Linked DNA regions of Mus musculus: region 1 is linked to region 2. Evidence: chromatin loops called from intact Hi-C (ENCODE). Cell type or tissue: gastrocnemius. All regions are shown on one strand. Each heading gives the region's core, and the rest is flanking DNA. Links, peaks and the distances in the headings are about the cores only.

Region 1 (11,591 bases), core at 2,053-10,052, 71 kb after region 2:
TCCAGAACCCACGTGGTAGCTCACAACCATCCTCTGAGGCTCTCTTTTGGCCTCTTTAGAGGTTCTTCACATGTGGTACAGATAGCCAGACACATAAATATTTTTTTTTTTCTAAAAAAATACTGAAAAACAGCAATAGGCACCATCTGTTCTCACTATGCGAAAATCATTTTTAATTGCCTTGAAAAAGGCAATGTGAGTTCAAAACCAGAAAAATCCTTTAAACAAAGCTCTCCTCCTCTTTCTCCTCCTTTTTTAAAAAGTATGCTCTCTTCTTTTTTTTTTTTTTCCTTTTTGGTCTAATTACAATAGTTAGCATGAATTGATTTGAACAACATCCGTCAAATGGAAATACCACTAAAGTAAACGCTAAGAGATTTGAGTCTTAGTCAGGCATGGTGGCATATGCCTTTAATCCTGGCACTTGGGAGGCAGGGGCAGGTGGATCTCTGAGTTGGAGGTCAGCCTGGTCTGCAGAGTGAGTTCCAGGGCAGTCAGGATTGCACAGACAAACCAGCTCAAAACCACCCCGCCTCAAAAGAGAGAGAGAGACAGACAGACAGACAGACAGACACAGAGACTGAGTCTTGGTTCTAAGCAGAATACAGTCAGATGGTTTTGGTGAACTGGTCCTTGGCTTATATAAAAATAAGAATACTAACTCTTGTGCCACCTATGGCTCAAGTAAGCTATCATGTAAATAACTTTAAAAATACAACACACGAGGTGTTTACACTAAAATCCAACCAACTGGCACAGTGAGAAGGCTTAACAGTTACCTGTTAAGTACTTGCCGCCACGCCTGCTGCCGTGAACTGGATCTGAGACCCAATGCCAGAAAGGTGCCCCTGACCTCCATGTGTGCATGGCAAACACACACACACACACACACACACACACACACACACACACACACACACACACAAACAAACGAACCCATAAACGTAACTTGAAATATACTTAAGAGGACTCAATCTAAGCTGGACTGTAACCAGCCGGAGCCATGCAGGCAACCTCATAGTCTGTCACAGGGTACACGACAGCACATAACACACACATAGCTCAGACCTCTAGTAAGTTAAGTACCTTGGTTTGTCTTCAGAAACAAATCTCTTTTAGACCCAATAAAGTATTTACCTTTCATCTACTTCAAGAAACACACATCCTGGAGTGTGTGTTGTGGTAAAAATTCTTTTATCTACAGGGATTCGAGGAGCTATTAAAAAAGGAGAAAAACTGATTAAGGCTCAAACATCCAATTAACCATCTACCCAACTAGCTACTGAACATACAAGGAGGGAAAAAACCCCATATGAAATGGCAGAAATCTAACTCAGAGGACTGACTGGTCTGGGGTCAAAGCTACAACACAATTAGATATTCCATTCCTAATGTGATTTAAATGAGGTCAACCTACATGGCTACACTCTGGTTACTTTTACATACAGAAAGACTGCTGCACCTTAAACAGGTGGTTTCTTCATCCTTACTGCTCCCAGTCAGAGCTGGAGCTAGGGAAGCTCTGGACACGCATACTCTGGACACGCACGCACACGCGATGGTGGCCAGCTCTCCAAGTGGCTCAGAAGCAGTGTTACATGATAAAACTGGTATCTCTAAGCCAGCAAGCTCTGCTCTAAACATGCACGGAAACATGGCTTACCTCAGTCACTTGCGCATGCTTTCAGCTGCAAGACACTTAAGTGAATACATCAAAGCCCCACTGCTTGGAGGTAACCAGGATCACACAGCATGCACACACTTCGACTGCTGCAGCTACAGTGCTTCATCCCAGGCCACAGTTACAGTACTGTTGGGGGTTTTTCTTATCGTTTAACACAGTGGTTCTCAACCTTCATAATGCTGAGACCCGTAAATACAGTTCCTCATGTTGTGATGACCCCAACCATACAGTTATTTCCATTGCTACTTCATAACTAATTTTGCTACTGTTATGAACTGTATGTAAATATCTGACATGCAGGATGTCTGACAAGCAACCCCTATGAAAATGTAGTTCAACTCTCAGAGGGGTCATGACCCACAGGTTGAGAACCACTGGTTTGGTATGTAAATCTATAGTTTTTATTATTCCCTTAAAAATACATTTATGTGCATAGGTGTTTGTCCTTCACATATAGGAGGAGGCCAAACAGGTTATGAGCTACCTTAGACTATAGTTACAGACCGCTGTGAGCTACCATGTGTGTGCTGAGAACTGAACCCATGTCCACTGAAGTGCAGTCAGTGTTCTCAACTGCTGAGCTATTTTAGCCCCTTGTCCTTTTTTTTTTTTTTAAATATAATTAATCTTTTTTGATCACTGTGCCCCTGAACTAATTCTCACCATGGTCCTACGTTTTTATGGGGGCTTTTGAACAGGGTGGTAATTTGTAGAAAAGCACATATCATGTCTTATAAGAACCAACTATGATTTTAAGTATTAAGATGGAAGCTGCTGCTATTTATAAGTTTAGAAATGTATTTCTGTTTACTGAATATATATACTGAAATTTCTGGAAGTTTCCAAACACTTCTATAATATAATGTCTTGCCCCCTCCACCAACTGCCCAGGATCAACCCCAGGGCCTTGCGGTTACACAGCCAGACAAGCATTCTACCACTGTGGTATACCTCCAGCTGTCGGTGAGACAGGTATTCCAGGCTATCTTTGAACTTGATATGTTGCCCAGGGCACACATGCCTCAGTCCCTAGAACATGTGCTTCCGGCAAACTCAACCATTCTTGTGGCCTTTTCATGTAATGATTTTAGTGCTATTGTTTCATACATGACAGATATAAAAGGCCATAGAACAGGTCACCAACAGAGATGGGAATAAAGTACTGCGTGTCTATCTGAGTGTGAGGATCTCCACAGCCCGGGAGGCCACACCGGCAGGGATAACTGCACAGAAGACAAGGTTAGCACACACCAGCTACATGCTTCCCGAGCCTATGACCCAGACTGGAAACGGAAGCAGTCTTCTGTCCTAGACCTACAGACGCTGCTATCTCCACACTGCTGTTAAACACCGGCATTCTGCATCTTACAGAGAGCAGGGCGTACTTCCTGACTTACCTTCGTAACCAGAGTGAATCTTTTCAACCAGTGTTAGACAGCAAGGCTCTGGTTCTGGCTGGGCAGAGCTATGTACATGAACCAAATAGGGGAGGATCCGGAATGGGGAGTAATGCCTCTTCTCTCTGTCTCCACCTCCACTGAAGAGAGCAAAGGTGATTAGTGTGTGTCCGGGTGCACTCAGCCCACTGCAGACAGGCTGCTGAATGCTCCACAGTAACTCCCAAGACAGAAAGACCCCAATCTAAAACGTTTAGAGGTGTCTGTTTTCCTAAAGGGAAGTAGCTGGAAATCTCAGTCTCCCCTGGGCAGGTACACACCCACCCTCTCTTCACTGTGTAAGAAGTTTCAGGAGAGCTGTTTATATCACTGTTGATCACCCCACAACTGGCTCATGGCTGTGCCCCAAACTCCCATCTTTTACTCTTCTTCCGTGAAGCACACCAAGCACTACTAAATAGAAAATGGGGTCCCGTGTGGTCACATGACTCTAAGGTACCCCTCTTCCCCCTTTGAAAGAATGGACAGTCAAAGCTTCTTCAGTTACTTCCTTGGCTGCTGCAAGCACTGTCCTGCAAAATGCCTGGCTGGGAAAAGGGGGCGTTAGGACTCAGCTGCCCAACCTAACCTCTGGAACAGAGCCTGGTCCCTTCTCAGTTCTCACCAATGACAGCTCTGAGGACGAGCAAAAACGGTGTCTACTCTGTTGCTAGGGGGACATGCCACCATCCTGCAGAGTCTTCATGTTCAAATGTGAGCCCCTTTCCTCTTTATTTGCAACCAAGCCTCTCTCCTAAAGTAATCTACATTAGTAACCCCTACTCCCAAGGCCAGCAGAACTCCAGAGCCATCCACTGTGTGGCAGCTCCCTCACCTCTATGGGCCTGCTTCCTACTTCAGTCATTTGAATGAGGGCCTTCCTCTAACCAGACAAGAGTTCATGCTTTTATCTGTCCAGCTTCCCTCCAACTGCTGTAAGGACTCCTTCAGGCCAAGGGTTCTAAGCCATTTATAGACATTTGCCCCAGATATTAACTGCTGACCTGTACCTCTAAGTAGAACAGGTTCTCACACAGTCTCAGTGTAGACCTCAGATTAGCCCAGACACAGCTAAGCACCTTTCCAAGAAGGTGCTTTTGCTCTGTGCTCCTGGGCCTCAATTATCTGCACCCAAGATTCCTACTGCCATCTCTTACTCCCTGTGTATCATGCCCCAGTTCTAACCCATTAATAAATCCTGGAGAAGCATCCAAATAGTTCTCTTCCACCACCTCATCAGCCTGGTCTTACAACCCAAGCCGGTCGGTGCTCTCTCTGGCTGTGGGTCTTTCAAAGCATGTCTCTCTACATAGCATCCCACAGTCCTTTCCAATGCAAAGTATGCCTTCCTAATAAATGAACCCCTATTTCTGTCCGCTGGAAAGTCCTGCAAACACTGGCGGCCCTGCAATGAGGACTGTCCCCTTGCCTAGACTGGGTCTCAGAGGCAGTGCTGTTTCCCTTTCCCTGGAACAGGGGACTCCTGGAGAAGTGACAACTTTTGAGTCTGGGGTAACAAAGTCTCTGTTCAGTCCGGGATGCCTCATGACTAGAGCAGAGGAGGCTGCCAAGGATCATGTGGGTACTGTTACAGGGGCAGCGCGGCCACCTACTGCTCAAAGGTGAGCAACTTCATCATGATAAAAGTGAACGGTAACTCCGTCTTTTAGAAGCACACTCTAAAGCACTAATGGAGGGGATGTTTGAGGTCTGGGATGAGGAAGCAGATGGGGAAGAACTGGAGGAGGTGCAGGTGGCACCGGGTTGGCCAATCAGAACACATGGGTTTGCAGTATTATTTTCTCTGCTTTTGTTAGGTTAACAAGTCCTAAGGAAAAGGGTTAGAGATAATCAATCTCAACAAAACACTTGTTTCTGAAAGTGACGTTCCCTGTGGTTTGGTCCCTGCTTTCTCATCTGCCCTCTTCCTCCTTCCCCTTTGACAGTCAGGGTCCACCCCAGTGCATCTCTGCTCCTACCACATGGAACACACTTCCTCAGGGACTTCCTTACACTTGCCTGCCTTACCCTACCTTCCTCAGGTCTCTGGCAGTAGCTGGGATCCCTCAAAGAGGGCTTCTTTCATCACTATCACAGTGTGGATGTGCTAGCTTCGGGTGCCATGTAGTACTGAGAGCAAAGCAAGGCTCCTGGGAGGTCATGGGAGCACTATGTGGGAGCACTACTCTCAGGAAGGCAGTAATGCAGTTTCTGTCGAGTGGGTTTGCCCTGGTGAGAGCTGGCTGCTGTGGTGTCTGGCTCCCTCTGCCTTTTTGACCATGCCTGTTTGACTTTTGTCATGAGGCCATTACCAGATGCCTGCAGACTCTGGCTTTATGTTCTCCAACTGTGAACTCTCCAACTGTGAGCCAAAATGAGTAACTTTTCCCTTACAACCCACCCACTCTTAGATACTCTGTTACAACAATAGAAAACAGACAAAATGACTCTGCATAAAATAGCAGTTTTTCCCTTGTCCAGAATTTTTTGTCAGTGGGCACACTTACATTTATGTATTATTGGTTTCCTGCTTCCAAAATTTAAGTACAAGATATAGCGGGACTTTCCGGACCCAGCAGCGGTATAAATAATGACATGAGACTTCTACACAGTTTAACTTAAGCCTTTTGCTTGAACAATCTCCCATCTAACTTGACTATCTTACACATAACCCGCCACATGGCTAGCTTTATACCTTTCTCTGCTTTATTCTGGTCCATTTGCTCCATGTCCTCTCTGAACACCCCCAGTCCTACCTCTCCCCACTTCTGTTTTCTTCTCACAGTGACGGCCCCCTCTTTACTTCCTGCACCACTATTGGTCAGCAGCTCTTTACTACAACCAATCAGCAGCGAGACAATATCTGATAGGACTCTAGATTGCCTCTCGGCATAGGAGGCTGTCTGACCTTCACATACATAAGCAGGTATGGAAGGACAGCGGTTTACAACTATAAGGTCACCGATGCGCCAAAGAAATGACAGTACCAATATCCTGCCAGCACTTAGCTCTCAATACAGAGACACACCTTTCACACAATGTAAAAAAATGTTATCCCAACACCCGGGGAGAAAACTATTGCTTTGATTGAGTAGGACCTGACAGTATTCACTGTAACAATGCACATGTCACTCACTGCCTTTCAGGAGTGTTCAGTAGACGGGCAGGCCCCTCCCACCTGGTGACTGTTGTTGCTGTTAGGTGATTCCCTCCTCCCTATGCATACAAATACTGTTAGCTCAATTTTATGGCCTCTCTGGTTATCTGCATTATAAACATTTTTCCTCCTGTAACCATCTGGAGTAGTTACTACCTTCAATACTGATATTAAATAACTGTGACACTGTAAAATGTTTTTTCTTGCCGGGAATGGTGGCACACACCTTTAATTCCAGCCCCGGGGAGGCAGAGGCAGAGGCAGAGGCAGGCGGATCTCTGTTTGAGGCCAGGCTGATCATCTACAGAGTGAGTCCCAGGACTACACAGAGAGAACGACTCTCAAAAACAAACAAACAAACAAACAAACAAAACAAACAAAGTTTTCCGTATGAAAACAACACCGCAGTAGAGAAGTGGGTGACAACTGCCTACAAGAAATCAATTCCTGTTAAAGTGTGGTCAGTTTTCTTCTAGATCACTTTTTTTTTAAGCCCTACTATTAAAAATTCTAAAAACTGAGAAGTAAGCATGAGGAAATCTTATAAATTAATTTAAATGTGACTGAACTGAAAAGCAAAAAGCAAGCAAACAAAACAGGGCCTGAAGTACGCTTGCTGTAGTTTACTTCAAACCATGGGCTCTGATGGCATAGGGCCGGCGATTATCTTTCAGTGTTTTTATTTTTTGTCTAAATTCACAAATTCACATAGCAACACTCAAGAGGTTTTGTTGTTGTATCTAAAACAGAATCTAGCTGAATACAAAGGAACCACCGTAAAGGTTGAATAGAAATTAGAGACTGAGCCACATTTTGAGCCTCTGTGGTTTACTTACCAGATTCTGCAGAAAAAGGGTTTCGCTGGTGCACATTCATACTGCGAGGCTAGAAAGAGAGAGAGGTGACGATCGCCCTGTCCCTCCTGGGGTGGCTCCCCAGTGACGCAGTCCTGACCCTCAAGTGCTCCCGGGAGAGTCCGACTGGACTTTCCTTCATGTGCCCACACCTGTCCCTCACAGCAAGCACATGTGCTATTTCTAACGTCACTGTGATGACCTGACGGCACTACTTTGGGGCCTGCAGTCTGGCCCACTGTAATAGCTGGGGAAATCTGGAGTATTTTCAGATCCCAGTTCTCTGACGTGTAAATGTGATTGTTTTCCTCCACTTTAGGTCTAACCTTGGGGAATTTTTCCTACAATTTTTTTTTTTACAATTTTTCCATGTATGATCCTCTATGACTCTCAGGTACTGCTGATGTCATCTCTAGAGGGCTAGGCCAATCCTCTGCGGCCTCATGTTTTCTCTCCCTCAGGCCACTCAGGCCAGCGGTTCTCACCGGCCTTTCTTAAATACATAGTGACAGCCCACCGGCCTTTCTTAAATACATAGTGACAGCCCAAAGGTAAACGTTGGTTTTTTTTTTTTTGTTTTTTTGTTTTTGTTTTGTTTTTGTTTTGTTTTTTGGAGACAAGGTTTCTGTGTTGCCCTGGCTGTCCTGGAACTCACTCTGTAGACCAGGCTGGCCTCGAACTCAAAAATCCACCTGCCTCTGCCTCCCAAGTGCTGGGATTAAAGGTGTCACCACTGCCCAGCAAGGTAAATGTATTTTAGAGTCAAATGAGGAACCTTTTGCCCAAACGTTTCAGTAAAAAGACCTAAGCTACTGAACTATGGGAAACTGTTAAAATACATACATCTTTATGAACATAACCAGTGAGAATCCCAGGATCCAAAATACTGCACAGGGCTATGTCCCTGCACTTCTAAGGGTCATCTGAAGAATCAGAAAACTGCCTCTTGCTCACACCACTTACACATTACATCAGGCTTCCATGTTCACCACAAGCCACTGCAGAACCATGAGCTGGACTCTGTGAGCTCAGGGGACACAAGCTCAGAAGGTGCTCAACAAGCTGAGAATGTGTGAGTTCTTGCTTGTGGAAATGAGTTCTTAAGAAGCATCAGGCCAGGCGTGGTGGCACACACCTTTAATCCCAGCACTCGGGAGGCAGAGGCAGGCGGATTTCTGAGTTCGAGGCCAGCCTGGTCTACAGAGTGAGTTCCAGGACAGCCAGGGCTACACAGAGAAGCCCTGTCTTGAAAAAAACAAAACAAAACAAAGAAGCCTCAGATCCTCCCGCGAGGTCTATATAACTGACACTGACGGAAGCGTGTTCTAAGACATGAGCAAACGGACTGCGGAGTAAATAGCACCCTGTGTCCCCTTCCTCACAGGGAGAGCCTGAGGCAGGTGAGTGCCGGTTACAGCTACAACGGGCCTGGAGCTTATTAACTGCTCTCGGTTGAAGCTTGAACCTGAGATGGACACAGCGGAAGCACAGTATCCGAGGTAAACTGATGTATACTGTGTCTGCATGGCAGGAGTGATCATTTCAGCGTATGTTAAAGTTTTAGATGGAATGAAGATATCATAGCAACGACTAACCAGCAGAGAGCAGAAAGGATGAAGGTGCAAGCACTGTTAAAGAAAAAACAAAACAAAACAAAACCCAAAAAGAGACGGCAAGCACATCTAGCATCCTAGCACCTAGAACAGTTCCTGGCCCCACGTTATCATGGAGTGTTTTTAGAATGGGTGATTAATGAAATGAGAAAGCCAAACACAGACAACTGAAGGTTGAGAATGGGCATTCAGGAAAGGAAGGTAAGCAATACTAGGATTTCTTAGGATGGGAAAGGAGAGAGAGAATACAGTTAGACAAAAGGAGACTGGGTTGAGTATTAAATTGTAAAAACCAGGAAAGTAGCGGCTGAGAGATGACAACGCAACGGTCTGTTTCTCATTCTCCCATTCCTCGAATCCCTGGACTTAAGCATGACAGGAGATGGTAAATCTTGTGCTACACTTTTTGGGGGGTTTTCACTATGTGGATGACAATGGCCTTCAGGTCCCATCCCGCCTCATCCTCCAGCGTGCGGGGATGAGCTGCTGTGCTCACCTCTCTCTAACAGAATAAACGGAATAGCTTTAAAAAAGTAAGTACAGGAGAGCTAGGGAGAAGCCGTAATGATAAAGACGCTGGTAAATGGTTCTTCTAAAGGGCCCAGATTCAATCCCCTGCACGTACATGTTAACAACCATCTATAACTCTAGTTCTAGGGGGAATCTAATCCCCTCTTATGGCTTCCATGGGCCCTGAAACCCATGTGGTGCACAGACATTTAAGCAGGCAAAACACCCATACATATATAAAAAAATCTTTTAAAGCAGATGAAGTGATGCTGGGGATATAGTTCAGTCCGCAGAATGCTTGCCTAGCCTCATGAAACCCTAGGCTCAATCTCCAGCACTGCTAACGATGGTTTGGTGGTATCTGCCTGTAATCTCATCACTCGGGGAGTAGAGGTAGGAAGATCAGAGTTTAAGGCATATTGGCTGTAAGGCAAGGTTGAGGATAGCCTGGGCTACAACAAACAGACAACAGAGAAAAGAGACTGAAATATAAGAAAAGGCCGATGCACGTGGTATATACTGAGCTCTTTAAGAGATGATTCACAAACAATGTAAGGAGCAACGAGCGACTTTAAAAAGAAAATCACACGGACAGAATGTCACAGAGAAAACTGTGGCCAGGCAGATCTGTTCAAGTAAACCAACAATTCTCAAGGCAACCAAGTTACTGGATCCATGAACTTTCAGGGGCCAGAAAAAGGGAATCCGAGCTCTCAGAATCTTACCTATAAAGTCACATCTATTAGACAAAGACATCATGGAGTCAACACAAGAAGAAAGTATGTCTTTCTAATTCAGAGGGAAGAGATCCTGTACCAACCAAAGCTATTTTTCATACAGAGTATGTGAAATCTCACTAAGTAAAAAGAAATGCATTGGTCTGTTAGTTATTAAATGATAAAAATACTATTTTGCTGTGCTTTTTTAAAAAAGAAGAAGAAAGCCTATAGCTGTGGTACGTGTCTTGAAATCCACACTCAGGCAGAGATGGGCACATCGCAGAGTTTGAGGCCAGCCTGGTCTACAATGCAAGTTCCAGGACAGCCTTGGCTACACAGAAAACCTTATCTCAAAAAACAAACCAACACCAAAGAAATAAAATAAATAACTACATAAACTAAATAAATAAATAAGGGAAATGACATGGATTATATGTTGAAAGTAACATGTTAACGTCTGTTCTATTTCCGAGAGAACAACCCGATCTTAGTGCAAGCCACTCAAGCAACATTGGTCTCATACCTCTTTGGGTCCAGTTGTTCCAGAAAGGAAGCTGAGTTGGAGCAGTGTGCGCGTAGAACGCCCTCACGTCTTGAGGGGCAAGCAGGTCGACAAAGTGCACGCTCTTGAGGAAACCCCTCTTAGAATTCAGGATCAAAGCAGCCTGCTCAGAAATGTGCACTAACCTTCCAGACAGAAACGAAAACACGGCCGCGAAGGTATCCTGCAGGAAATATTTAAAACAGACACGGAAGAACTCACAGACAACGCCTCTGCAAAGTCAGGTTCTTCAGGATTTCTATCACGACACATACACCCAACACGCACACACTTGTAAAGATAAAAAGCTTCCTAGTTTTCTCCAGCATGCTCCTTAACAACTACTATAAAAAGCCTACCATGCTTCCTAAAAGTCTAATCTCTATGCCAGAAAGCCCACACCAGCTTCCATGCAGACTAAATATATACAGAGTGCACACACTTTTCTGCAAACTGCGCTCCCCACCAGGAGGGACTGTCTTCTTGTCAGCAGACTCTGCGCTTAAAGCCCAAGCTCAAGCACTCCTCCTCCACAAAGCTGCCCCTGACAGACCCCATTACATAAGAATTGCATCTCAGACCTGTTTTATTAGCCACTAAGTTCATTTGTAACCAGCCATTGTGCTTCCTAGCACGGACTTGTTTCCCTGTCTAGACGGACTGCGAAGATTTTAGAGGGCGAATGTTTTCTTAAAACTTGCTCTTTAAACACCTACCACATCACTGTGCATGTTAGCAGAACAGGCTCTATTATGTAACACTACACAACTCCTGTTGTAGAACTATAAAAAATCATTAAGTTATGATGATGTTGGAGTCTAAATACCAAATGAAGGGAATCTCCACCATCAACACACTATGAGGCTTAATTACTCTGTCAACAAGAAGAGATTAAAAATATAAATATACCACTAAATTTCTCTTCTAAAATGTCACTACAGAAATGACATCTCAACTCACCTGTACTACAAAGTCCAGTGGTTACAACTTGAGGAAGTAGGTATTGGAACTAAGAATGATATAAATAGAAAGTAACAATTTGGAGATTAGAATACGATGCAGGAAATTACTCTGCCA
Region 2 (11,591 bases), core at 2,483-10,482:
TTTCCATGGTCTCCCTTGAGCTTCTTATTTCTCTAAGGTCTCAAGGACAGGCACGTGGAGTTTCCCTGCTCATCAGCAGCAGTGTTGAGTGCCATTCTAAGGCTAGGGGAGGGGGAGGGAGGATGGGAGCCTCTGGCTGGAATGCAGAGGCAAACTGTCTGTACAACACTGAAGTCTCTCTAGTATCAGTAACTCAGGGGCTACAACAGTGTACCTTCTCAGTAGCGTCACCACCAAGGGCAATGTCTCTCCTGCCCTCAGTGACCATTAACTGCGTGTAAGTCCTCATAGAGAAGTGGGGTACCACGAGTTCCCCCATTCTACAACAGAGTACTGGTTTAAAGATAACCCCAGGTTGATATTCTCAAGATCCATCCATTTGCCTGCAAAATTCATGACGTCTTTGTTTTTAAGTAGCTGAATAGTATCCCTTTGTGTAGATGAACCACATTTTCTTTATCCATTCTTCAACTGAGGGACATCTAGTTTGTTTCCAGTTTCTAGCTATTACGTGTAACTTTGATTTTTTTCAGAACCTATTTTTTAAATTTTATTTATTTATTTACTTTATTTAATTTATTTATTTACTTTACATCCCAATCAAAGCTTTCCTTCCCACCTGTCTTAGATAGGGTTTTACTGCTGAGAACAGACACCATGATCACGGCAATTCTAATAAGAATAACATTTAATTGAGGCTGGGTTACAGGTTCAGAGGTTAAGCCCATTATTCTCAAAGTGCGAGCATGGCAGCATCCAGGCAAGCATGGTGCAGGAGTAGCTGAGAGTTCTACATCTTCATCTGAAGGCTTCTAGAATACTGACTTCCAGGCAGCTAGGATGAGGGTCTCAAAGCCCATGCCCACAGTGACATATCTACTCCAACAAGGCCATACCTACTCTAACTGGGCCACACCTTCTAATAGTGCCACTCCCTGAGCAGCATATACAACCCATAACATTCCACTCCCTGTCTCCCATAGGATTGTTCAAACATACGAGTCTATGGAGGCCATACCTAAACATACCATACTAAAAAAGTACATTTAGTCCAACTTCCCAAGTCCCCATAATCTATAGTAGTATCAACAATGTTAAAATTTCAAAGTTTCTTATGAGATCTATCCAGTCACTAAATTGTAATCCCCAAAGCAAGACAGGAAACCAAACCAACTGGGCAAACTACAAACTCTGCATCTCTCTGTCTGATATTAAAGCAGTTTTCAAATCTCCAACTATTTTTTTCACCTTTGTTGTCGGCAACAAACTTCTGTCTCCTGGGCCGGTTCCACTCTGTTAACAGGTTTCCTTAGCAGATAGCTCCTGGCTCTGGCATCTCCAAAGTCTTGGGGTCTCCAAGGCAACTTCAAAGTTACAACTTCCTGTTTCAATGTCTGGGATCCACACATGATCTTCTGGGCTCCTCCAAAGGGCTGGTGTCACTTCTCCAGCTCTGCCCTCTGTAGCACTCTAAACTCAGGTTGATCCACTCCATTGCTGCTGCTGTTCTTGGTGATCATCCCATGGTACTGGCATTGAAAGATCCTGACAGAGTGTAAAAGGTCACAGAAGCCCATGCCTCCTTTTCTGAGAATCCGGCCAGCCTGACGGGTCTGGTAGAGTCTCTTCTCATCAATCCACTTGAGATGATTGTCAGTAGCTCCTCCAGGTTCTGTTTACCAAGGTTCAGAGGTCAGTCCCTCATCATCAAGGTGGGAGTAGGGCACCCATCTAGACAGGCACGATGTAGGCAGAGCTGAGAGTTCTACATCTTCATGTGAAGGCTGCTAGTGGCAGACTCCCAGGCCCTATTTTTAATGATGGTTCTCAAACGCTTTAGCCTCCCTTGTAGCCCATCTCCCACCAGAGGTAGTGGGAAAGAAAGGATATGGTGGAAGTGGACCTGTTTAGAAATGGTTCTTTGGAACAGCTCCCATCTGTGTTGTCTGGAAATCGGCAGTTCAGTTCACAGGTCAGCAGCAGCAGCTTGATCCACTCGCAAACACTTCATAGATACACCAATAGTCCAGTTTGGTAGCATTGTGTATCGGTAGTTGATTAATCTGCTCTAATCTCCCCTGCAGCGGCACACCTCACCACCTGCTCCTGGTGCTCTGGATTCTCTAATAAAACACACACACACACACACACACACACACACACACACACACACCCTTCTATTTTAATATGTCTTAAACATTGTAATGGCTGGGCCACTCCCAAACTTCCACATTGCTAATGCCTCCCCTCTGACACCCCTGAGTTATTACTAAAATCTATATTCCATCTTTGCTACCCTAGACCCAATGGTGTGTGTGTGTGTGTGTGTGTGTGTGTGTGTGTGTGTGTGTACTGGGGCCGACTTCCCTGGCTGGTACTGCCTTCTGCAGCTCTCAAGCCTGCATCTTATTCCTTTCTTGGCATGGTGACTATTCTTCCTCCCCTGTGTTCCTTGCCAGGGAACCTAAATAGTCCTGCCTCTGTCTCCCCGCCCAGCCATTAGCCGCCGGCAACTTTATTTACCAATCAAAGCCAACTGAGGGCAGGAATTCCCAGAGTTTTACAGGTAGACATTCGGGTTCCCATGTAATTTTGGGAGCTGAATTAACACAAGAAGCGTTAGAACCAATTCAAGAACAAGAGTTGGGATAGCAAGCATGAATCAGCAGCTGTGGCACTACCTAGCAGAGACAGCCAGGCCTCAGCCTTGGCACGAGTCATCAGGAGAGACCTGGAGGAAAGCCAGAAAAAGTTCTTGGCTGTGCCTCAATCAGGGAAGCAAAGATCAGGGAAGACTGGAGACCCACAAGTGTTGCACAGCTAACTCTATAAGCAAGCCTGGCTCAGCCTCTGTCACTGTCGAGTCCTGTTTACACTCCCTCCAAACATCACGTGCCCTTCACACGTCTTGCCTCAGCACAAGCACTGTCTCAGCTGACATCCTCTGCCCATCAGCTGGAGTCTGGGGAAGCAGCAAGAAACTGCAGCACACTACCAGAAGTTTTTTGGTGCATTTCTGTCTATGGAGTTCCGACAAATGCAGCTCAACTATGCAACGAAAGGTAGACCAACACCTGCGTGTTGTTAGCAAAGAATCCTTCATCACGTGTCCTTTCACATGCTTGCTTTAGTAGAACATCCTCTCTCCTGCGTCTGCTTCAGCTAAACACCATCCAACTGACTTTCCAAAGAACCCTTAGATTTCCACTTCAATTACAAATAAAGCTACTATGAACATGGTGGAGCAAGTGTCTTTGTGAGATGGCGGGGCATCTTTTGGGTATACGCCCAGGAGTGGTATAGCTGGATCTTAAAGTAGAAATATTCCAAGTTTTCTGTAAAACTGCCAAATGATTTCCGAAGTGTTTGTACAAGTTCGCACTCCATCAGCAATAGAGGAGTGTCCCCTTGGTCCACATCCTCACCAGCATGTATCACTTGAGTTTTTGATCTCAGCCATTCTGACTGGTGTAGGATGGAATCTCAGAGTTGTTTTGACTTGCATCTCCCTGCCCAGTCCCCTAAGCACAAGCATGGTATGTACTCACTGATAAGTGGAGATTAGCCATAAAGTACAGGATACCCACGCTACATTCCACAGACCCTAAGAAGCTAAACAAGAAGGAAGGCCCAGTGAGGAAGCTTGACTCTCACCTAGAAGGGGGAATAAAATAGTCATAGGAGGCAGATGGAGGGAGGGGACTGGGTGGTAGAGGGGATGGGAATGGGGGTGTTCGGGATCAAGTTTGGGGAGGGACTGGAGAGATGGTCAGATAGCCAGGAGAATGAATGGAATTCTGCAACTGACAGGGGTGGGGGCATCTCCAGGAAGAGACAGAGACCTGGGGTTATTAAGTAGGTATCCAAGAATCAATGGGGGTGGCCTTAGTTGTGGCTCACAGCATGAGGGATATAGAACTGGAAGAGGGTACCTCTTATAGCCAGGCAGGAACCTCAATGGATTGGTAGGAACACCAACCTACCCACAAAACTTTTGACCCCAAATGTATCCTGTCTACAAGAAATGCAGGGACAAAGATGGGGCAGAGACTGAAGGGAATAGCCAACCAATAACTGGCCCCAACTTCAGACCCATCCCATGAGCAAGCACCGATCCCTGACACTATTAGTGATGCTCTGTTATGCTTTCAGACAGGAGTCTAGGAAAGGCTCTCCTGAGAGGCTCCACCCAGCAGCTGACTTAGACTGATGCAGAGACCCACAGCCAAACAGTGGGTGGAGCTTGGCGACTCTTATGAAAGAAGAGGAGAAAGGATTGCAGCCTCTAAGGGAATAGGGATTGGAACTCCTCAGGAAGGCCAACAGAGTCAACTAACCCTTAGGGCTCTCAGAGACTGAACCACTAACCAAAGAGCATACATGGGCTGAACCTAGGCCTCCCCACACATAGGTAGCAGATGTTCAGCTTGGGTTATGTGGGTGGGTCCCGAACAACTGGTACGAGGGCTATCCTAAAGCTGTTGCCTGTCTGTGGGATATGTTCTTCTAGCTGGGCTGCCCTGTCTGGCCTCTGTAGGAGAAGATGTGCCTAGCCCTGCAGAAACTTGATATGCCAGGTGGGGGGATACCTAGGGAGACCCCCACCTTCCCAGAGGAGAGGGGAAGGAGGGAGAGGGAGGGGAGAAAAATTGGGAGGGGATGACAAGGATGGGGCAGTGAGCAGAATGCAAAGTGAATAAGTAATAATAATAATAATAATATAATAATAATAATAATAATAATAATAATAATAATAATAAAAATAAGGATAAGCACTGTGGAAAAGCCCTCCACAGCAACACCTAGAGTTGAGTTTGAGCTGTGCACCAGGCTCTCGCCAAGGTGCTCAGCAGTTGGGCTTCACTATCAGCCCACTAGATTTTTCTTTAAACTGTTTTTCTGTGCTTTAATTAAAAAAAAATACTGCATGCTGTATGAATTTAAGACTAAGTAATAAATAGCAGTAATCAGAATTCTTCTGGGGTGAACAGAGTTAAACACGAATCACACGCACATGTCTTTACTGTATATGTCGGGCAAGCTTATCCGTAGTCACCCAGCAGGGGGCACACCATGACCACAAGGTGGTTTCCCGGTGTGAGGCTCCTCCGCTGCCCTCGGATGTGCTGACCCCCGAGATCCCCCCCACACGTGGGAAATTAACTGCGTAATCTGTGGTAGTGGGGGCTGCGTTCCCACACCCTCCTAAAGGAGATCTCTAAAAACCGCACATAATAAAAGTTTACAGTAGAGACTGGAGGACAGTTCAGCTGTTGAGAACACTTGCTGCTTTGGCTGAGGGCGTGGGCTCTGCTCTCAGCAGTCACATGGTCTCCTTTCCGGGGCTGGAGAGGTCGCTTACTGAGTACAAGCACTTGGTGCTCTGACTGAGGGCTCGCCTTCAGTTCCCAGCATCTGTATCAGCGGTTCGCAATCTCCCTCATGCTGGGACTCTTTAGTCCCTCATGTCATGGTGACCCTCAACCATAAAATAACTTTTGTGGCTATTTCACAACTGTAATTTTGATACTGTTATGAATCGTTATGTGAATATCTGTGTTTTCTGAGAATCTTAGGCGACCCTGTGAAAGGGCTGTACAGTCACGACCCACAGGTTGAAAAGGGCTGATCTACATGGTGGCTCATAGGTCTCTAGTTCCAAGGGATCTGATGCCCTCTTGTGGCCTGCCTGGGGACTGCACAATGTGGTTCAGAGACGCATGTAGTCAAAAATACCGTAACACCACTACTAAATAATAATGATGATGTTGACGATGATGATGTTTGTTTGTTTGTTTGTTTTCGAGACAGGGTTTCTCTGTATAGACCTGGCTATCCTGGAACTCACTCTGTAGACCAGGCTGGCCTCGAACTCAGAAATCCGCCTGCCTCTGCCTCCCGAGTGCTGGGATTAAAGGCGTGCGCCGCCACTGCCCAGCTTTGATGATGATGATTTAAAAAATATATCCACTAGAACCGCAGTCGAGAGTGCATAGTGCTCTTGCAGAGGAACCAAGCACCCATGCTTGGTGGCTCACCTGTAACTCCAGCTCCAGGGATCTGACGCCCTCTTCTGGCTACTGCAGGCATCTGCATACACTTGGTATGCTTTCTACACAAATGCATACATAAATGAAAACAAGTCGTAAAACTTGAACAGTAGCAAAAGCAACAAAAAACCATATTCCAATATAAATACCAGAAGACCTTCATTCTAGGATCCCAAAGTCTCTCAAATCACAAAACCAGAAAAGCCCGGTCTTCAGTCGTGAGCACCATATTTGTTTTGGGCATATCTGTACAGAGCATCTCCGATGACAGATGACACGTGGGTAACTCTCTGTTGAGATCTGCATCTGGGCTCTTCAACACGCTGAAACAGGTCTCTGGTTGTTTGGCTGTTGAATTAAATAATTAATTAATAAGTCCCAGTGGCAGGCTCACCACCCGCCTCAATGATATATGTTCCCCAAAGAAAGACATTCCTCCCCCTCCCCCCACACAGCCTTTATATTTTGATAGGCCTTAAGTAGCTCAATAGCTGGGCCACTGCCTAACCTCCACGTGCCAATAATCTCTGTTCTCTCTTCGCTGCCCTGGACCCAGCTGGGCAATCCTCTCTGGCCACACTCTCCCGGCTCCTTCACATGGTAGCTACCCTTCTCCGTCTGTCCCAAGCCCCAGGAAATTAAAAATACCCGACCTCTGTCTGTCCTCCCCAGCTTGGCTGTTGGCATTTTTATTTAACAGTCAGATTCCATTGGGGGCAGGTTCCCAGAAGCTACTTACAGACACTACTTGCAGTTTTGGGGACCCAAATTAACATTAGAAAACAAGCAGCATTTGGCCAAACCCACCTCATTTGGCAACCTGGATCTTGCTTAAAGGTGTTCAGCTTACCGGGGTCTCTGGATCCTCCTCCGCATTTACCCCTAATGTCACTTAGCGCGATGCTCAGATGTAAATATTTGACACCCACACTCACCCACTCACTTCTGCCACCCTGCTGTTGGAACTTTTTGTCAGATGAGAAACTGGAAAGAACAAAAACTCCCTCCGCCACAAGAGGGCGGTAGACACCACCATTGTGTGGGTGGCTACCTGGGACCAGGGAGACTCCAGGATGAAGAGGTGCCAGGAGTCATTTAATTATCACCTGTCTTCTTGCAGACAAGAAGGGAAAATGATGGTCATCTTCTGGGGACTAAGGAGATCACACTGTTGGCCAGGGTCTATACCCTCAGATGTTAACTTGGTCTCAATTAGACGGAACCAGGAAGTTCCTAACCACGTGCAATCAGCCCATCAGAAGAAAACATGGTCTTGGGCAGAGAATGAAAATTAGAGACAGCAATTTAAGTAACTAAGACCATTCTAAAGCATGCATGACACGTGGCTTTGTTTGGTTTTTGAGAGATGGTCTCATGTAACCCAGGCTCATTATGTAGATCAGCCTAATTCTGAACTCCTGATCCTCCTGCCTCCACCACACAGGGTGTATGCAGTCCTGGGGATGGAACCCATCTCACGGCGGCACTCCCACGGGCTGTTTCAGATCCAAGCTCCATGTAGTTAATGTAGCCTGAAATCTCACCATGTTCCAAGAAATTGCTAGAGCCAAGCCTGCTGGTATGTGCTTATAACCCTAGCATTCCCGAGGCTAAGGCAGGAGGACTGTTCCAAGTTTGACGCCAACCTGGTCTCAGCATTGAGTTCTAAGCTAGCCCGAACTATGTGTCCAGACTGTGTCTCAAAAACCCAGGAACAATGGTTAGATGAAGACTCCGTTGGTGAGATGCTCACTGTGGAAAAATGATGGCCGGAGAACTCCAGTTCGAGCCCAGAGCCAACGTCAAGAGGCTGGGTGACCTACTGCGCAGACGCAATTCTAGCACGGGGAGATGGAGAGCAGTTGGCTCCATGGCGCTTGACGGCCAGCCAGCCTAGCCAGAAAGAGAATTCATCTCAAGGAATCAACGTGGAGGGCAGAACGACACTCAAGTTTGTCCTCTGTCCTCCACAGGCACCTCTACATACACATATACATGTAAACACATACACATAAACACACACACACACACACACACACACACACACACACACACATACACACACGATTTCTAGGAAGAGATTCCTGCTAGGAAAAAAATGATCAAGCTGTTTGGTTGGAGCTTGGAGTCCACTGCTCACCCCTGCGTGGCCTGGGGAGCCCCGTCTAATCTCCGCCCAAACCCTCGCACACTGAAAAACTCTGAACAAAAGAAGGGCCCCAAAGGCGGGTGTGGTGGCGCACGCCTTTAGTCCCAGCACTTGGGAGGCAGAGGCAGGTGAATTTCTGAGTTCGAGGCCAACCTGGTCTCCAGAGTGAGTTCCAGGACAGCCAGGGCTGCACAGAGAAACCCTGTCTCGGATACCCCCCCCCAAAAGGCCCCCAAATCTCAGTTCCGCATTTCCAGCAGCTGATGCAATCTGCCAGCCCACCCGTGTAAGCGATCAGCTTTTGACTATATTTGGGCACAGTTCCGGCTCCTGGCTGATACATCATCGCCCGAGATCTATAAACCCCCTGGCCTTAGCCTGGGCTCGTGGTTTCCCTGGCTCTGTTCTCTGGGACCTGCGAACCCACCCAGGAGCTGCGCCCAATAAACGTGCACCTATTTACTTTTACGGTGATCTGATCTGGCCTATCGCGCTGGTGAAAACCTATTACAATCTTCTAGGAAAAGCATAATTTACCAAAACAGACTGAAGAAAGGAAATGCATAAATAAAACTGCCGTTGAGAAAGCTGAGGAAGAAGTTACAATTCCTGCCATGTTAGTCCAGAGGCCCAGGTAGTCCTTGACAGCCATGGGTGCAGTTATTCCAATATGTTCCAACTTCCGTGGGGTACAGGCAGGCCTGGAAAGTAGAGGGAGCAGTCTACTTACTGCCATGTTAATCTAATTGCTTCTGAAATTATTTTTTTTTTAAAGTTTTATTTTATGCGTCTCTTTGCGTGTGTACACATGCACCCGTGTGCTGGTGCCCATGCAGGCCAGAAGAGGGCATCAGATCCCCCCACCCCACCCCGGAGCTAGAGTATCAGGCAGTGGATGTGTTGCTGTGTGGATGCTGGGAGCCAAACCCTGGTCCTCTACAAGAGCAGCCAGTGCTTTTCAACTGCAGAGCCACCTCTCCAGTCCCTCAGATCTGAAATTCTTAAGCAAACTAGTGATTTTTGCAAATGAAACAGATTGGACAATACAAACTCTTGTCTCTCCTTTGCAAGAGCTGTTTCCCAGTTTTAACCGTGTCAGATGGTGGTTACCTTTGAATTAACGATGATTGACCAGTTAGTGATTGTAACAGGCATTGCATCCCTGAAGCCTTCACTTTCTGATACGGTCTATCCTGAGCTTCCTGCCCTGTGGTCAACTCTGACTCACTTCTTCCCTGTCACTTCTAAGGGATAGAAAGGGGCGAGGCTCACTGCCCACACACAGTCAACACAGGGCTGGGGATGACACATAGCTCATTGCCTTTGTGCTGGCCTCACCTGTGCGAAGATCAGCACTGCATTAGAATCAGGTGTGGTGGAGAACTGGGAGCCCTGCGCTTGGAGGAGAAGCTCAGGGTGACTCCTCGGCTACCCAGTAAGTTAGAGGCCAGCCTGGGCTACCGAGAACCTGAGTTTGATCCCCAGGACCCACACAGGAGGAGGGAACTAACTCCTGCAAATTGTCCCTTGGCCTCCACATTTGTACCATGACATTCATGTGCACATGCTCACACACATGAACACACACACACACAAACACAAAAGCAGTGTAGTTAAAAAAAAATCTTGTCTTAAAACAAGAACATTGTCACTGTAGGCCTGATTTAAACACATTTCTCTACATGCAAACCTGCCAGAGGTGTGTGTGTTAGCATCTGATCAGTCATCACAACATCTAAGGTGTGCAGGCAACAGTGAGCCTCGCCCAGCTGATCTACACAGTCAGTTCCAGGGTGGGCCAGGCCTGCACAGTGACACTGTCTTGACACAGCAAAGGGTCATTCAAAGGGCTCCATGGGTACCTGTCACCCAGCGAGACATCCGTGGGTACCTGGGTACTTGACAAGCTGAGTCAGGTCCCCCGGAACCCACAACTCCTGCAAGCTGTCCCCTGAAATCCATATGCACACTGTGGTATTCACCCCGCCCCCCCCCCAACACACACACGCTAAAATTAATTAAAATGTCGTTTAAATGTTTTGATAGGAACAACAAACATTTAGAAACCTTGGTCTTTCTAAATCAAGCACAACACAATGATATGAATGGGAAAAAAATCCCATTAAAAATAGCAGCTTAGGAAGGTGGTGAGATGGCTCAGTTGTTAGGAGCACTGGTTGCTCTTGCAGAGGAGCTGGGCTCACAGCACACTTGACTCCAGATCCAAGGGGATCCGACACCCTCTTCTGGCCTCCACAGCCTCCTCATACACACGTGGTGTACATAAACTCAAGCAGTCTCACAAACATACACATAAAGTAAAAGTAAATGAGTAAAAACTTATGTAGAGGGGTTGGAGAGATGGCTCAGTGGTTAAGAGCACAGGCTGCTCTTCCAGAGGTCCTGAGTTCAATTCCCAGCAACCACATGGTGGCTCACAACCATCTGTAATGGGATCCGATGCCCTCTTCTGGTGTGTCTGAAGACAGCTACAGTGCACTCATATACATTAAATACATCTTTAAAAAAAGAGAGAGAAGACGGGCGTGGTGTCGCACACCTTTAATCCCAGCACTTGGAAGGCAGAGGTAGGCAGATTTCTTAGTTCGAGGCCAGCCTGGTCTACAAAGTGAGTTCCAGGACAGCCGGGGCTATACAGAGAAACCCTGTCTTGACCCACCCCCCCCCCCAAAAAAAAAGAGAGAAAGAGAGATTCTGAAAAGCAGTTCAGAGTTCAGACCTTCAACAGATGATCCCCTGCTGTTGAGAAGCCTAAATTCATCCTGCAGTGTCTCAATCAATCAATCAATCAATCAATCAATTGTCAAGCATACCCTGGAGCACCAACACTATTTCTCAGTGACCTTGATCATTTTTCCTGTGATCTCTGAGTGTGCTACAGACTTAGCTCCTGTTTTTATCTTGTCTACATGATTATCCTTGTAGACGACTGCACAGAAAGACCTGGCTCTGCAAGAGAGCATGTTCCATCTAAGCATGGTGGTACACACCTATAATCTCAGCATTCAGGAGGTTAAGTCGGGAAGGTTGGGAGTGTGGGGCCAACCTGGGCTACACAGCAAGAACCTGTCTCTTTTGTTATTTTGTTGTTGTTGTTTAAGTAGGAGACAGGGTTGAAATGATGGCTTAGAAAATAAGAGCATTTGTTGCTCCTGAAGAGGACTCACCGAGAGCAGCTTACAGTGACTGTAATTCCAGCTCCAGGAGACTCGGCATCCTTTTCTGTTCTGGGTGGGCACCTGCACACACATGACATTGGATGAAAATAAATAAATAAAAAGGAAAAAAAAATAAAAGGACATGCCCGTTCCTACGTATGGTGGAGGGAAAATTTATTATAGACACCTGGGAGAGCATAGCCAGAGGCAGAC

Evidence for each region. Peaks named below come from ENCODE experiments on the same cell type or tissue, not always from the same donor. Only the 100,000 strongest peaks of a DNase experiment are listed, where the experiment ranks them.
Region 1: a loop joins it to region 2, with 2.4 times the contacts of the local background. A loop is called at or near these places in 2 of 42 quality-filtered maps.

The regions. Positions count from the first base shown.
Region 1 is chr4:151,030,776-151,042,366 of GRCm38, forward strand. It overlaps Per3 (period circadian clock 3), which reads right to left. Exons shown (of 21, transcript NM_011067.3): 4 at 10,497-10,698; 5 at 7,114-7,162; 6 at 3,082-3,221; 7 at 1,138-1,216. Among named protein-coding and RNA genes, the nearest start is that of Per3, 8.1 kb to the right of the region's middle. In gastrocnemius, for the core only: no CTCF peak of the experiment used is centred there; no DNase peak of the experiment used is centred there; H3K27ac peaks cover 383 bases.
Region 2 is chr4:150,959,687-150,971,277 of GRCm38, forward strand. It overlaps Gm23405 (a small nuclear RNA gene), which reads left to right and starts at 5,049; the gene lies at 5,049-5,207. It overlaps Gm30120 (a long non-coding RNA gene), which reads right to left. Exons shown (of 4, transcript XR_390979.2): 2 at 11,388-11,459; 3 at 8,737-8,900; 4 at 5,901-7,943. In gastrocnemius, for the core only: CTCF peaks have their summits at 5,056 (motif pointing right), 5,682 (motif pointing left) and 7,062 (motif pointing right); DNase peaks (open chromatin) are centred at 2,738, 5,097, 5,681 and 7,065; H3K4me3 peaks cover 596 bases; H3K27ac peaks cover 343 bases.